3 separate regions of the Homo sapiens genome follow, and all the other regions are linked to region 1. Evidence: chromatin contacts called from ENCODE Hi-C or POLR2A ChIA-PET data. All regions are on one chromosome and are shown on one strand. Each heading gives the region's core, a stretch centred on a gene start or an enhancer-like site at or near the end of the contact. The rest is flanking DNA. Distances are from core to core; before and after follow the strand shown. Region 1 holds the start of BBLN (bublin coiled coil protein). Region 2 holds the start of SLC27A4 (solute carrier family 27 member 4). Region 3 has its middle 27 kb from the start of EEIG1.

Region 1 (4,919 bases), core at 2,154-4,653:
GAGGAGAAGGCAGGGCTGACCATGTGCAAGTCGCTGGAGACCCTCACAGCAGGCTTCAGATTCCACCATGCCCCTGCCTTCCTCAGGTAGAACAGTGAGGGTGGCTTCTGGGACAAGAGAGGATTCCACCCCATTGTCATTGTCTGGGATACATGCTTGGGCCTGACCTGGCATTGAGGATGGCCTGCCCACAGGGACAGCCAGTGTGAGACCAGGTCCAGGCTGCTGCAGCCATGATGCCTCCATGCACTACAGCTACTGGAGTCCCAGTAGGTGAGCCCCTCTGCCTAGAACGTGGGCCTGATTCTCAGCTGGACCCCTGGGCAGGATCATAGCTCTGGGTCCAACCCAGGGGTGACACTTGCCGGCTGGGTGACTGTGGGCAAGCCGCCTTCTCCTAGCTGGAAGTAGAATGTGGGATGACAGCAGCTGGGCCGATTGTCATGAAGCCTTTCTTGATGAGCAGTCCATGAAGCACTCTGCCCACGGCCCTCTACCCTCCACTGCAGCACTCACAGGCGGGGGCAGCAAACCTTTCCTTTATTGGAGAATGTGACACACAGTCCTGGGTGGGTTTGAGGTGAGCTTGAACTAAGGGAAGCCTCACCCCTGTCCTGCCCCTGTCCCAGTTAAGGGGCTCTCCCTAAAATGAACTATTCCTACTTCTCTTTATTTTTTAAAAAATTAAATCTAGCCAGGAATGGTGGTTTACACTTGTAATCCCAGCACTCTGGGGGGCCAAGGCGGGTGGATCACCTGAGGTCAGGAGTTCGAGACGAGCCTGGCCAATATGGTGAAACTAAAAATACAAAAATTAGCCGGGCATGGTGGCATACACCTGTAATCCCAGCTACTCGGGAGGCTGAGGCAGGAGAATTGCTTGAACCCGGGAGGCAGAGGTTGCAGTGGGCCAAGGTCGCACCACTGCACTCCAGCCTGGGTGACAGAGTGAGACTCTGTCTCAAAAAAAAAAAAAAATTAAATTTTTATTTAATCTTTTTTTCTCTTTGGCTTCTCAAAGTTCAACTTAAAAAGGTAGCTCCAGGGACCAGGCGCGGTGGCTTATGCCTATAATCCCAGCACTTTGGGAGGCCGAGGTGGGCTGATCACGAGGTCAAGAGATCGAGACCATTCTGACAAACATTGTGAAACCCCGTCTCTACTAAAAATACAAAAATTAGCTGGGCGTGGTGGCGTGTGCCTGTAGTCCCAGCTACTCAGGAGGCTGAGGCAGGAGAATCACTTGAACCCAGGATGTGGAGGTTGCAGTGAGCCAAGATTGCGCCATTGCACTCCAGCCTGGCGACAGGGCAAGACTCCGTCTCAAAAAAAAAAAAAAAAAGAGGTAGGTCCAGGCCGGGCATGGTGGCTCACACCTGTAATCCCAGCATTTTGGGAAGCCAAGGCAGGTGGATCACCTGAAGTCAGGAGTTTGAGACCAGCCAGGGCAACATGGTGAAACCTCGTCTCTACTAAAAATAAAAAAAATTAGCTGGGTGTGGTGGCAGGCACATGTAATCCCAGCTACTCAGGAGGCCGAGGCACAAGAATTGCTTGAACCCGGGAAGGAGAGGTTGCAGTGAGCTGAGATCATGCCACTGCACTCCAGCCTGGGCAACAGAGCAAGACTCTGTCTCAAAACAAACAAACAAACAAAGGTAGGTCTGCTCCAGGCCAAACTTTTTATTTATTTATTTTTTGAGACGGATTTTCGCTCTGTTGTCCAGGCTGGAGTGCAGTGGTGCAGTCTCAGCTCACTGCAACCTCTGCCTCGTGGGTTCAAGTGATTCTCCCACCTCAGCCTCCTGAGCAGCTGGGATTACAGGCACACGCCACCACGCCCGGCTTATTTTTGTATTTTTAGTAGAGACGGGTTTTCACCATGTTGGTCAGGCTGGTCTCAAACTCCTGACCTCGTGATCTGCCCGCCTCGGCCTCCCAAAGTGCTGGGATTACAGGCGTGAGCCACCAGGCCTGGCCTTTTTTTTTCTTTTTTTTGAGACAGGGTCTTGCTCTGTTGCTTAGGCTGGAGTGCAAGGGCACGATCTCTGCTCACTGCAACTTCTGCCTCCCAGTTCAAGTGATTCTCCTGCCTCAGCCTCCTGAGTAGCTGGGACTACAGGCGTGTACCACCACACCTGGCTAATTAAACATTTTATTTTTAATTAATTAATTAATTTTTTTTTTTTTAAAGACAGGGTCTCACTCTGTTGCCCAGGCTGTAGTGCAGTGGTGCAGTCATAGCTCACTATAGCCTCGAACTCCTGGGCCCAAGTGATCCTCCTGCCTTAGCCTCCCAAACAGCTGCAACTAAGGTGCATGCCACCAGGTCTGGCTAATTTTTTTTGTGCTTTCTGTAGAGACGGGGGTGGGGGGGGCTGAGTGGGCGGGGGTGGGAGTAGGGTGTCTCACTATGTTTCCCAGGCTGGTCTCCAACTCCTAGGCTCAAGCAATCCTCCCACCTCGGCCTCCCGTAGCGCTGGGATTACAGGTGGGAGCCACCCCGCCTAGCTAATGTTCCTGTTTCTCTTGTCCAGAGCTGGAGTCCAGCCTGATTCCCACCCACAGGTTGTAACCAATGAGCCCTAAGAGAAGCGCTGAAGACCAGGAAGGCCCAGATCCAGGGGTAGGGGTGTTGGGTCCTCTCCACTGGGGTGCAGGCAGAGAGGCAAAGAGGAAGGAGACCCTTCGTGACTCTCAGCGAGGCTGTGAAGAAGAATATCCGGAAGCCACAAGAGGTATATCCGGAAGCCACAAGAGGTGTGGAAACCCCGTTTCCAAGGCTGGGCCCAGTAGCTCGTGCCTGTAATCCCAGCATTTTGGTAGGCTGAGGCGGGTGGATGGCTCGAGCTCAGGAGTTCGAGAGCAGCCTGGGTAACATGGCGAAACCCCTCCCCCCCCCCCCCCCCCGTCTCCAAAAAATACAATAGCCAGCGTGGTGCAGCCGTCTGTAGTCCCAGCTACTCTGGAGGCTCAGGTGGGAGGATCGCTTCAGGCTGGGAGGCAGAGATCACCCCACTGCATTCCAGCCTGGAAGACAGGGCCAGGCCCTATCTCAAAAAATAACAAGGAAACCCCGTTTTCGATTTCGCCAACGCGGAGGGGCCGAAGCAGCAGATGGGCTTGGACGGTCTCCCGCCGCTCCTCCCGGACCTCCCTACTCCTGGGCTTTTCCAGGGGCAGCCCCGTGGTGGCCCCGCCCAGCGCCCGGGAGAGGGGCGAGGCCGGGGGCGGAATGGGCGGAGTTCGACTGTGAGGGAGGTGGAGGCGGGAGTCCGGTGGTGGGGGTGGAGTCTGGAGGTAGGGCGGGGCCAGAACAGCGGCGGGGGCGGAGTTCCGGCTGGGGGCGGGGCGGGGCGGAGCGGGAGCTGCGGGATTCCGGCTTCAGGGGCGGGGCACCGGCCTCTGGGCGGAGATCTGCTGCCGCGTTCTACCCTTCCGGCCCGTGTTCTATCCGCCGCCTCCACCTTCCATCCGGCGCCGGCTTTCGGCGCGACGGTCGCCGCGTTCCATCGTCGCGCGGCCCTTCGGGCGCCCGAGCCCGCAATGTCGGGCCCCAACGGAGACCTGGGGATGCCGGTGGAGGCGGGAGCGGAAGGCGAGGAGGACGGCTTCGGGGAAGCAGGTGACCCGAGGGGGCTGCTGGAGCAACCTTGCATTTTCAGGGCTGCCCTCCCGGGAAGGGGAATCGAGATGGGGTCTCGGAAGGGAACAAAGAGCCCACCCATTCCGCCCCGAGCGGGTCCGGAGTTGTAGGTGCTGTCTCGGATGCAGGGCGAGCACCCGCGAGCCGGTTCCCAGCCCCGTGAGAGCTGCAGGTCACCAGTCCCGTTTTACAGATGGGGAAACTAAGGCAGCTTCGGGGACACTCGCCCTTGTGGGCCTTGCTCCACCACTTCCTTCAGTCCTGGGGGAGACCGAGGCACCTGAGGGAGGCAGGGTTGAGCTTAGCGGAGGGGCCGGGCCGGGACGTGGAGTTGGGGACGCGGGGGCGTCGCTCTGCCGATTCAGCATCCCCAGCCACCCGGCTTTGCTGGTGTAGCCTCACAGCCTTGCCAAATGTCAGCAGCTTACAGAGCAGCCTTTTGCGTGCTTACGAGTGCAGGGGTGGGGTGTGAAGAGAACCATCGGCTCCCTTCTCACCTTCTTCAGCCTCAGTTTCCCCCTCTATAAAATAGGAATAACGATTAGTGTCTGCTGCACTGGGATGTGTCAGAATTAAATGCAAAAAAAAGGAAAATCCTTAGCAGGTTCTAGCATGCAAGAGTTCAGTAAATGGTTATCGTCATTATTATCTTTGGTATAGTAAAGATTGGCATGTTAACATACACTGAGGATTTAGTAAATGTGGTGTAAGTATGGTGCATGCTCTTTGTTTTGTTTGGCGTAACAGCTTTATTGAGCTATACAACTTACCCATACTGTACAGTTCAGTAGGCTTTTGTGTATTCCCAGGGTTGTACATCCATCACAATAGTTTCAGGTAGCTCTGCATTGGGCAATGCTGTTGGGAGCATCAGGAAGAGCTTCCCAGGAGGTCACATTAAGTGGATGTTGGCAGACAGGACTTAGAACAGTGGGGAGGAGGGTGGTGTCCCAGGCAGAAGCAAAGGCTTGGAACTGGGAAGTACCCTTGACACAGATAAAGCCTGGCCTGGAGGGGTGTGGGGCACCTGCCTCCCCAATTCCTCCTCCTAGCCTGTATCCCAGGACACAGAGTTCGAAATATTGATAATAATGACCATCCACTAAGTACTTGCTGTGGCCAGATCCTGTCTGAGCTTTTTTTTTTTTTTTGAGTCGGAGTCTTGCTCTGTTGCCCAGGCTGGAGTACAGTGGCGTGATCTTGGCTCACTGCAACCTCCGCCTTCTGGGTTCAAGCGATTCTCATGCCTCAGCCTCCCGAGTAGCTGGGACTA
Region 2 (4,919 bases), core at 1,078-3,577, 180 kb after region 1:
TTGCATATGACCTCAGTAGTTGATGTGGAAGTACTCATGATTATACTCACGAATCCTGGTGTGCATAAGGTCAGAGCCTCCAATTCACTCTCCCTTTCATTCATTCAAGAAATGTTGTGCCAGGCGCAGTGGCTCATGCCTGTAATCCCAACACTTTGGGAGGCTGAGGCGGGTGGATCACGAGGTCAGGAGATCGAGACCATCCTGGCTGACACGGTGAAACCCTGTCTCTACTAAAAAAAATACAAAAAAATTAGCTGGGCCTGGTGGCGGGCGCCTGTAGTCCCAGCTACTCGGGAGGCTGAGGCAGGAGAATGGCGTGAACCTGGGAGGCGGAGCTTGCAGTGAGCCGAGATCGCGCCACTGCACTCCAGCCTGGGCGACAGAGCAAGACTCCGTCTCGGAAAAAAAAAAAAAATACTCCCCACAAATCTCCACGCTGACCCTGTGAGGTATTATTAATTAGTATGTCCCATTTTTTATATGTAAGAACAAAATGAATCTTGACCTTTCAGCTGAGAAGGCGAACTCAATGCTCATGCCCATACCACTGCACATTCTGCCTCCTGATGGTGATACCCATGAAGGATGTGGTGCTGGAATTTACTCAAGTCCCCAAAAGGAGGCACCCTATATTCCAGAAGAAATAGGTCCAAATCCTTATCAGACCAAAATTTCATCTTTATTTTTATTATTATTAGTTTTCTGAGACAGGCTCTCACTGCTCTGTTGCTCAGGCTGGAGTGCAGTGGCCCAATCTCGGCTCACTGCAACCTTTGCCTCCCGGGTTCAGTGATTCTCTTGCCTCAGCTCCTGAGTAGCTAGGATTACAGACGTGCACCACCACGCTCGGCTAAGTTTTGTATTTTTAATAGAGACAGGGTTTCGCCCTGTTGGCCAGACTGGTCTCGAACTCCTGACGTCATGTGATCTGCCCACCTCAACCTCCCAAAGTGCTGGGATTACAGGCATGAGCCACTGTGCCCAGCTTATTTTTATTTTTTGAGACACGGTCTTACTTTGTTGCCCAGGGTGGAGTTTAGTGGTGCAATCACAGCTCACTGCAGCCCCAAGTTCCAGAGCTCAAGCAATCCTCCCACCTCATCTTCCTGAGTAGCTGGGAGTACAAGCAAGAGCTACCTGGCTAATTTTTTTTTTTTTCCTGTAGAGGCAGAGTCTCACTATGTTGCCCAGGCTGGTCTTGAACTCCTGGCTGAAGTGATCCTCCTGCCTCAGCCTCCAAAAGTGCTGGGATTACAAGCTTGAGCCACCACGCCAGTCCCAGAATCTTTTTTTTTTTTTTTTTTTTTTTTTTTTTTGAGATGGAGACTTGCTCTGTCGCCCAGGCTGGAGTGCAGTGGCGCAACCTCGGCTTACTGCGACTTCCGCCTCCCAGGTTCAAGCAATTCTCCTGCCTCAGCCTCCCAGGGATCTATTAATGTTTAAGGACAAGTGGCAACTGTGGATGCCCAACATGGTTACTTAACAAGAAACCAATTTTTCAGAGGCCAAGAGTCCCAACAGGGCCGAGAATCTGGCCACTCGCCTATGGCTCTGGAGGTGGCATGACAAATAAGGGTGGCATGACAAATATAGGTTAACTGATTTGTTGCAGGGACCAGAGATCATAGATGGTGAAGTTAACTAAGGGCCTCCAAATCCGTGTCCTTTGTGCCAACAGGTGTGCCAGGCTGCTCACAAGACACCATGGTACGAGAAAGGATTTCTCGTAGTCACCTAGACACCAGGTTTATGGCTGTGTCGCAGCAAAGTTGGGTGTGACTTATGATTTTCGTTCTGAACCTTATTTGTTAGATAGGTCCTGGAGTCCTTAAAACACGCAGGTGAAAGTCAGGGAGTAGGAGCCATCAAAATTCGACTCTGGTGGGACTCGAACCCACAACCTTTGAATGACCACACTAGGCTCAGCTAGAAGTCCAATGCGCTATCCATTGCGCCACAGAGCCGGCTGCGGAACCCGGCCGCCCCGCTCACCTCTGCCTGAAACCGCCCTCTTAGCGAGCTTCTAGGTGTGGTGCTGGGTGTTTGCTGAACTCGGCCGGGGCCCGAGAGCGTGCTCCGGGTTTTCGGCTGTGGTGTGGACTGGGGTGCTCTTCCTACATCCGGGCGCTGGGGACAGCAGGGGGCAAGGGCCGGGGTCGGCAGGGAGGAAGGGCCGGGGTGAAGCCCGCCTGTCTCCTCGCGGACTCGGGGGTCTCCTCGGCTGGGTGGGGCCGCGCGGCGTGGACTACAACTCCCAGCGTGCCGCGCGGCGGCGCCGCCCGAAGCCGTTGCGCGAGCAGGGCGGGCTGGGGCCGAGCGGCGTCAGGCGCGCTGGGGCTGCGCTGCGCCGCCGGCTCTGTGGCTTGCCGGCTTCGGGGAAGGTGCGGCAGGCGGTGCTGCGGCCTGGCACAGCAGGTTTGGGGTGCGGGAGGCGGGCGGGGTAGGAGCGCGGCGGGCGGGGCCGGGCGGCGGGCGGGGCTGGCGGGGCGGCCGGGCCATGCAGGGCGCAGAGCCGGCTAAACCCTGCTGAGACCCGGCTCCGTGCGTCCAGGGGCGGCTAATGCCCCTCACGCTGTCTACGCTGCTGCAACCGGGCCGCATCTGGACGGGGCGCCGCGCGGCGGAGCCGACGCCGGGTGAGCATAGACCGGGCTGGTGGGTTCCCGGGTGGGGACATGTGCCAGGCCGAGTCGGGCGAGGTGGCGGTGCGGACCCCAGGTGGGGGGCGCGCCCTGCGGCGCTATTTCCCCGACAGACGCACTGTTACCTTGCTGTCTAGGGGCGAGGGCGGCACGCGTGACCCGGGACAGGGGCCCGAGGGAACTAGTCACCCTCTTCTGGCCTCTTCTTGCCCCAGCCTTCCAGGACAGGTTCCTGCCCCTCTGCTATGGCGGGCTATGGGAGGCCAGAGATCTGAGGACCCTGGACCCTGGCGTTGGGGTTGAGGACTCTGGTTCAGTTCCCCCGCCCCCGGCTTTTGCTTTTCGCGAGGGGGAGGGGGAGATGGTCTCCCAGGGCTTCTTGTGGTCCAGACCATTCCCTTTTCCTGGCTTGGAGGCTCTCAGGCCATTTCACATTTGTGACCTTCATCTACTCCCAAGAACAGGAAAACTCGGAGAAAAACAGTCCCATCAGATGTCCCCTTGATCGAGTCCTCAAAGCTCCAGGAATAGAACCCAAGAGTCCTAGCTCAACCCAGCCCCTGAAGCACAGTCAAGTCATTCGCCTTCCCCTAAGCCCTAGACCCCAAAGATTCATCCGAGTGGCTGTGTGTGTCTGTGTGATGGGTGGTGGTGTCTTCAAGGTCCTCCTCGCCTCCCTCAATCAGCTTTGCCCCCTGGGCGGTCACCTTTCAAGCACTTCCAGGCTCTAACTCGTTTTCTGGGTCGCCCTCTATAGACCAACAGACGCACTGCGATACCTGAGTCTATGGGCAGGGACCAAGCAGGGCTCCTTTTCCAGGGAGCTGCCCCTTTGACTTGGCCTGGTCATCCACAGAACCTCCCTGGGTTCTGGGTGGGGAGTCGAGCCAGAGACTTTTTTTTTCTTTTTTTGAGACGGAGTCTCGCTCTGTCTCCCAGGCTGGAGTGCAGTGGCACAATCTCGGCTCAATGGAACCTCCGCCTCCCGGGTTCAAGCAATTCTTCTGCCTCAGCCTCCTGAGTAGCTGGGGTTACAGGTGTGTGCCACCATGCCTGGCTAATTTTTGTATTTTTAGTAGAGACAGGGTTTCACCATCTTGGTCAGGGTGGTCTCGAACTCCTGACGTCATGATCCGCCTGCCTCGGCCTCCCAAAGTGCTGGGATTACAGGTGTGAGCCACCACTGCCAGCGAGCCAGAGGCTCTTAAGTCAGTACCCACCCCCAGGCCATCCGGTTTTAGGGACCCTGGATGTCAGAAGAGTGAACTGTCATGTTTTGGCTAGAAAAGCCTCTTAGAACACGTCTCAGGACAACTCGGTGGTGGCCACTGCGCAGACCAGACTTCGCTCGTTCTCGCATGCCTCGCTCCGCTTTTCCTCCGCAACCATGTCTGACAAACCCGATATGGCTGAGATTGAGAAATTCGATAAGTCGAAACTGAAGAAGACAGAGATGCAAGAGAAAAATCCACTGCCTTCCAAAGAAACGATTGAACAGGAGAAGCAAGCAAGCGAATCGTAATGAGGCGTGCACCGCCAATATGCATTGTACATTCCACAAGTATTGCCTTCTTATTTTACTTCTTTTAGCTGTTTAACTTTGTAAGATGCAAAGAGGTTGGATCAAGTTTAAATGACTATGCTGCCCCTTTCACATCAAAGAACTACTGACAACGAAGGCTGCGCCTGCCTCTCCCATCTGTCTATCTGGCTGGCAGGGAAGGAAAGAACTTGCTTGTTGGTGAAGGAAGAAGTGGGGTGGGACGACAGTGAAATCTAGAGTAAAACCAGGCTGGCCCAAGGTGTCCTGCAGGCTGTAATGCAGTTTAATCAGAGTGCCATTTTTTTTTTTGTTCAAATGATTTTAATTATTGGAATGCACAGTTTTTTTAATATGCAAATAAAAAGTTTAAAAACTTAAAAAAAAAAAGAACACGTCTCACTACACCCATTGCACAGAGGGCAGATACTAAGGTCTAAAATGTGAAAAGGTCTTGCCCAAGGTCACTTGGAGAATGGTGGGCAGAGATGGGACTATGAGACGAGAACCAGCCTCCTGCTTCTCACTCTTGGAATTCCTCACCTCAAGTGCCAAGCCCCTAGCCTGCCCCTTCCAGGCCAAGCCTGGAAAGGGACCCCTGTGGTCAGTCACCCAACTCAGTATGGCTAAGCCTTACCACAGGCTGTCCCCTTGGGATCACAGTGGCCTGGCTGTCTGGGCTGGGAGGTAGGAGACCTGGAGGGTTGGGTGTTTGGGTCCACTAACTGCCCTGT
Region 3 (4,919 bases), core at 1,093-3,592, 150 kb before region 1:
GCCAGGAATTCAAGACCAGCCTGGCCAATATGGTGAAACCCCCGTCCCTATTAAAAATACAAAAATTAGCTGGGCATGGTGGCAGGCACCTGTATAGTCCCAGCTACTCGTGAGGCTGAGGTGGAAGAATCCCTTGAACCTGGGAAGTGGAGGTTGCAGTGAGCTGAGATCATACCACTGTACTCCGGCCTGAGCAACAGAGCAAGACTTTGTCTCAAAAAATTAATTAATTAATTAATTAATTTAATAAATACATAAATAAATTACTCAACCACTCAAAGCTAACTGTGAGTGGGCTTCCACGCTCTTCCAAATGCACCATGCTGTGCATTTCCCCAAAATGCTGGCCCTGCCTCTGCAGAGGAAATGCTCCCACCCCTGCGGCAGGCAGCACAGCCAGGGCCGGCACCAGTGGGTGATTTACTGGTCTAGCTGAGGCTGACCCTGAGCCTTCCGGGAAGCATCTGCACTGCGGCTCCCATCACTGCCCTGGGAGCCGCTGCACGCCTGGGGAAGAGCCCAGCTGCCACAGCACAGGAAGCCCTCGAGTCTGTGTCAACTCCCGTCTCCGGCTGGACAGGACCAGCCAGGGAAGAGGAGCCTCCGTGAGGTCAGCAGGGGCCAGGCTCTGCTCGGGGCACTTGTTTTCTTTTCCTCTTACAAAATGGAAATTGCTTTATTTATTATAAATATAAATGCAGATGTATGATTTTTTAAAAAAGCATCACGCAAATGCGGAAAACTTTAAAGAAAAAAGCCTACCTCACCTCCGATCCCATTACTCAGAAAACACATACACACACACTTCTGTTTCCCCAGAAAGGAAATCAAACTGTACATAGAGAACCTGCTTTTGTTTTTTCTTTTGAGACAGGGTCTCACTCTGTCACCCAGGCTGGAGTGCGGTGATTCAGTCTTGGCTCACTGCAGCCTCTGCCTCCCAGGCTCAAGCGAACCTCATGCCTCAGCCTCCCAAGTAGCTGTACCACCACGCCCAGCTAATTTTTTTTTTTTTTTTTTTTTTTTTTTTGGAGAGACAGGGGTCTCACTATGCAGCCCAGGTTGGTCTCGAACTCCTGGGCTCCAGTGATCCTTCCGTCTCAGCCTCAAAGTGCTGGGATTACAGGTGTGAGCCACCTTGCCCGGCCAAATTTAGCTATTCTAATAGATATGTAGATGTATTTCCTTTTGGCTTTAATTCTCATTTCCCTGATGACTAATGAAGTGGGGAATTTTCGTGTCCTTGTTCCAGGCTATCTCAGTATCTCATCAGTAAATGGAAATCTACCTTGAGATTTGTTGTGTTTGCTTCGGCAGCACATATACTAAAAATTGGAATGATACAGAGAAGATTAGCATTACAAAAAGATCTGTAATGACTGTGTAGTGCTACAACAGTGGATACAGCATTTTATTTTATTTTATATATATATTTTTTTTTTGGGGGGGGGTGGTGGGGGGATGGAGTCTCACTCTGTTGCCCAGGCTGGAGTCCAGTGGCACAATCTCAGCTCACTGCAACCTCCACCTCCCAGGTTCAAGCGATTCTCCTGCCTCAGCCTCCCAAGTAGCTGGGACTACAGGCACGCGCCACTACGACCAGCTAATTTTTGTATTTTTCGTAGAGACAGGGTTTCACTATGTTGGCCAGGGTGGTCTCAGACTCCCGACCTCAGGTGATCCGCCTGCCTCAGCCTCCCAAAGTGCTGGGATTACAGGCGTGAGCCACAGCGCCTGGCTACAGCATTTTATTGAATCGAGGCCCTAGTGATGGACATCTTGGGTAGCTTGGATATTTTGCTTTCCACACGATGCTATGACACAAACCTAGCATGTACATTTCTGCGCTTTTGTCCATGGCTTCCTGTGGCACCGATGGGTAAAAGGAGTGCTCCTGTTTAAGGCTTTTGAGACTTATTGACTAATAGCTCCCCTGGAAACCTGCACCTCTGACAGCCCCATTGGCAGCATATGGGGAACAATTCCTGCTTCTAATTCAAGCAGAAACCTCCAGCACGATGGCTTGCAGGCTTTGAGGAAGTCTTTCAAGTGTGACCTCATGACTTTTGGCAAGAAGCCAGAAATAAGGGCAGATTGGCCACAGGATTCACTTGAAGTGGCCTTGGAAAACCATTACGATGGACTGGGGGAGGCGAGGCTGTTTCAGTGGGGAAGAAGGGGAAGCGCTGGGGTCAGGCCTGGGGGTGAGCCCAGCAACAGTTCATTCCTCACCCTGCAAGCCCGGCCCAGCCACTTGGCCTCTCTCACATGAGCTTTCTCAGATGTGGAGCAGAACAAATACTAACCCTCAAGCGTGTGAAAGCCCTTTACAAACTCAAAAACAACCCCCAAAGGTGTGTTGGGAGGACCTTTTGTTTCCTCCCCGGAAGCGTGGGCGGCATGCACTTCCTGGTTGTCTGTCTGAGAGCACCTGCCTGAAGAGGATGCTGAGGAGAGACAGAGCAGGCTCCGGTGAGGGAAGAGGGGAGGTGTGGCCAGCAGAACAAGGGTCTCCCCGCACTCCAGATCCTAATCCTGTGATTATGCATGGAGGTGCCAGGTGACATGGCCAAGGATAAGGTAGCAGATGGAATGAAGGTTGCTAATCAGCCGACCTTCAAACAGGGAGATTATCCTGGATCATCTGGGGGCCCATTGTGATCACAAGGGTCCTTCAGTGTGGAGGAGGAGGCGGCAGGAGAGAGAACAGAGAGATGCAGTGTGAGGACTCAGCCCTCCGTTGCTGGCTTTGAAGGTGGAGGAAGGGGCCACAAGCCAAGGAATGCAGGCAGCCTCTAGAGGCTGGGAAAGGAAGGAAACAGATTCTCCGGAAGGAGCCTCCAGAAGGAACGAGGCTCTGCTGTGGACACTTTGACTTTAGCCCTGTGAGACCCATGTCACACTTCCATCTTCCAGATCTGTAAGATAATGAAGTTATGTTTTCTTTTCTTTTCCTTTTTTTTTTTTTTTTTTTTTGAAATGGAGTCACCCTCTGTCACTCAGGCTGGAATGCAGTGGCACGATCTTGGCTCACTGCAAACTCCACCTCCTGGGTTCAAGCGATTCTGCCTCAGCCTCTGGAGTAGCTGGGACTACATGCACCCGCCACCACGCCTGGCTAATTTTTGTATTTTTAGTAGAGATGAGGTTTCACTACTTTGGCCTGGCTGGTCTCAAACTCCTGGCCTCAAGTGATCTGCCCGCCTTGGCATCCCAAAGTGTTGGGATTACAGGTGTAAGCCACTGCACCAGGCCTTTAACTTACATTGTTTTAAGCCACTAAGTCTGTGGAAATTTGTTACAGCAGAGATAGGGAACTAACACAGGAGGACAGGCTGGCACCCTGGGCCTTAGGGACGCCTCCATTGGCGGCATTCCAGGTGAGGAAGGCACCAGGGGTGTGTGAGAGCAGGGGCCCTTGTGTCCTCTGGCATCGCGGAGCAGTGCTCTTTGCTTTGGGTTAGGGTTCACATGAAGGGAGAGAGAAATAACCCCAAGCAGGGGCCTTGAATGCCAGGCTGGGGGCATGCTGGAGGCACTGGGGAGCCACCGAGGATTTCAGGCAGGGCAGAGAGGTGATGAGGACTTGCTTTTAGCAGTGGGGATGGAGTGAGGGAGCTCTGGGCCTGGAGTCAGAGCCCTGGGTTCAAGTTCCAGCACTGCCTCTCTGGTGACGTTGGGGGCATGTTGCAGATGCCCTCCGGATTTGCACTCCCTTTCCTGAAAACGGTCGGGCTAGTTCTGGGGTCCTTCCTAGTCAAGGAACATAGCTGGCCCGGCCTAGTCAGGCCCTTTTGGGATCCAAGGGAATTCTCTGACCTGACACCTAGAAGGTAGAGAAAGTAAGAAAATAATAATGATGATAATAATAGCAACATTTATTGAGCACTAACCATGGGTTAAGAATGTTCTGTGATACATCTCATTTAATTTCACCATTCTGTCAATGGCTCTCCAGTGCTCTTCGTTTAAAGGTCAACATCCCCATTGTGACCCACAAGGCCCCATGGTATGGCCCTGCTGGCCACCTTCGGCCTCATCTCAGACCTCTCTCCTCTTCACTCTGCACTCAGCTTCTCAGTCCCAGAAAAGAATGACCCGCTCCTCCCATCTCAGGGCTTTGCACAAGCCCTCCTGCATCCGGGAATGCCGTCACCCTGGTCTCCACTGGCTCAGCCCCTCCATCCTCTGCTCTCAGCCCCACAGCCAGGTCATTGCCCTGCCCTCCCGCAAATCAGTTTCCTGTGTATGTACCTGACTCCATTTCAGATAACAAAGCCCTGCGTAGAAGTACTTCTGAGGCTGGGCGCGGTGGCTCAAGCCTGTAATCCCAACACTTTGGGAGGCCGAGGCAGGCAGATCACAAGGTCAGGAGTTTGAGACCAGCCTGGCCAATATGGTGAAACCCCGTCTCTACCAAAAATACAAAAAATTAGCTGGGCATAGTGGTGGGCACCTATAATCCCAGCTTCTCGGGAGGCTGAGGCAGGAGAATTGCTTGAACCCGGGAGGCAGAGGTTGCAGTGAGCCAGGATCATACCACTGCACTCCAGCCTGGACAGCAGAGTGAGACTACATCTCAACGAAACAAAACAAAACAAAAAGAAGTACTTCTGAACTTCTGAGTATATATCTGCGTGATTACCTGTTTGGTCTCTACCTCCCCAAGCAGGTCATGGGGACTGATAGGTTAGGATGGTGTTTGCTGAAAGAATAGGCGAGGCACGGTGGCTCATGCCTGTGATCCCAGCACTTTGGGAGGCTGAGGTGGGCAGATTGCTTGAGTTCAGGAATTTGAGACTAGCCTGGGTAACGTAGTGAAACCCCATCTCTACAAAAAATAAAAAAATTAGCTGGGAATGTGGTGGCATGCACCTGTAGTTCCAGCTACTTGGGAGGCTGAGGTGGGAGGATGGTTG

What was found. Hi-C counts contacts between places; a loop is a spot of excess contacts on that map. ChIA-PET counts read pairs that join two places held with the same protein, here RNA polymerase II (POLR2A). Pooled maps may share reads with other maps.
Region 2: a loop to region 1 is called in a map of B cell, with 30 times the contacts of the local background. The contact joins the promoter of SLC27A4 here to the promoter of BBLN in region 1. A Hi-C loop is called at or near these places in 2 of 168 maps with a recorded cell type or tissue (B cell and naive thymus-derived CD4-positive, alpha-beta T cell), 8 of 37 single-sample maps with no recorded cell type and 12 of 50 pooled maps. POLR2A ChIA-PET finds 5 or more read pairs at or near these places in 2 of 52 experiments (K562 and PC-9).
Region 3: a pooled map shows a loop between it and region 1 (4-fold over the local background). The contact joins the enhancer-like site here to the promoter of BBLN in region 1. A Hi-C loop is called at or near these places in 3 of 50 pooled maps. POLR2A ChIA-PET finds 5 or more read pairs at or near these places in 4 of 52 experiments (BJ, OCI-LY7, PC-9 and 1 more).

What each region holds. Positions count from the first base shown.
Region 1 is chr9:128,156,862-128,161,780 of GRCh38, forward strand. BBLN (bublin coiled coil protein) reads left to right here and starts at 3,404. Exons shown (of 2, transcript NM_024112.4): 1 at 3,404-3,625. The coding sequence starts at 3,547. RefSeq lists silencers at 929-1,124, 3,144-3,353, 3,564-3,653 and enhancers at 2,305-3,258, 3,259-4,212.
Region 2 is chr9:128,338,200-128,343,118 of GRCh38, forward strand. It overlaps SLC27A4 (solute carrier family 27 member 4), which reads left to right and starts at 2,328. Exons shown (of 13, transcript NM_005094.4): 1 at 2,328-2,639. It overlaps TRR-TCT3-1 (tRNA-Arg (anticodon TCT) 3-1), which reads right to left and starts at 1,967; the gene lies at 1,877-1,967. It also overlaps the pseudogene TMSB4XP4. RefSeq lists silencers at 1,705-2,346, 1,975-2,384, 2,455-2,854 and an enhancer at 3,491-3,670.
Region 3 is chr9:128,005,634-128,010,552 of GRCh38, forward strand. No RefSeq gene overlaps it. Among named protein-coding and RNA genes, the nearest start is that of EEIG1, 27 kb to the left of the region's middle. RefSeq lists enhancers at 1,997-2,236, 2,537-2,596. Within about 2 kb of position 2,343, at least 25 of the 41 ENCODE cell types and tissues checked have a DNase peak (open chromatin) inside an H3K27ac peak, as active enhancers do; they include OCI-LY7 and PC-9, where a contact is called at or near this core.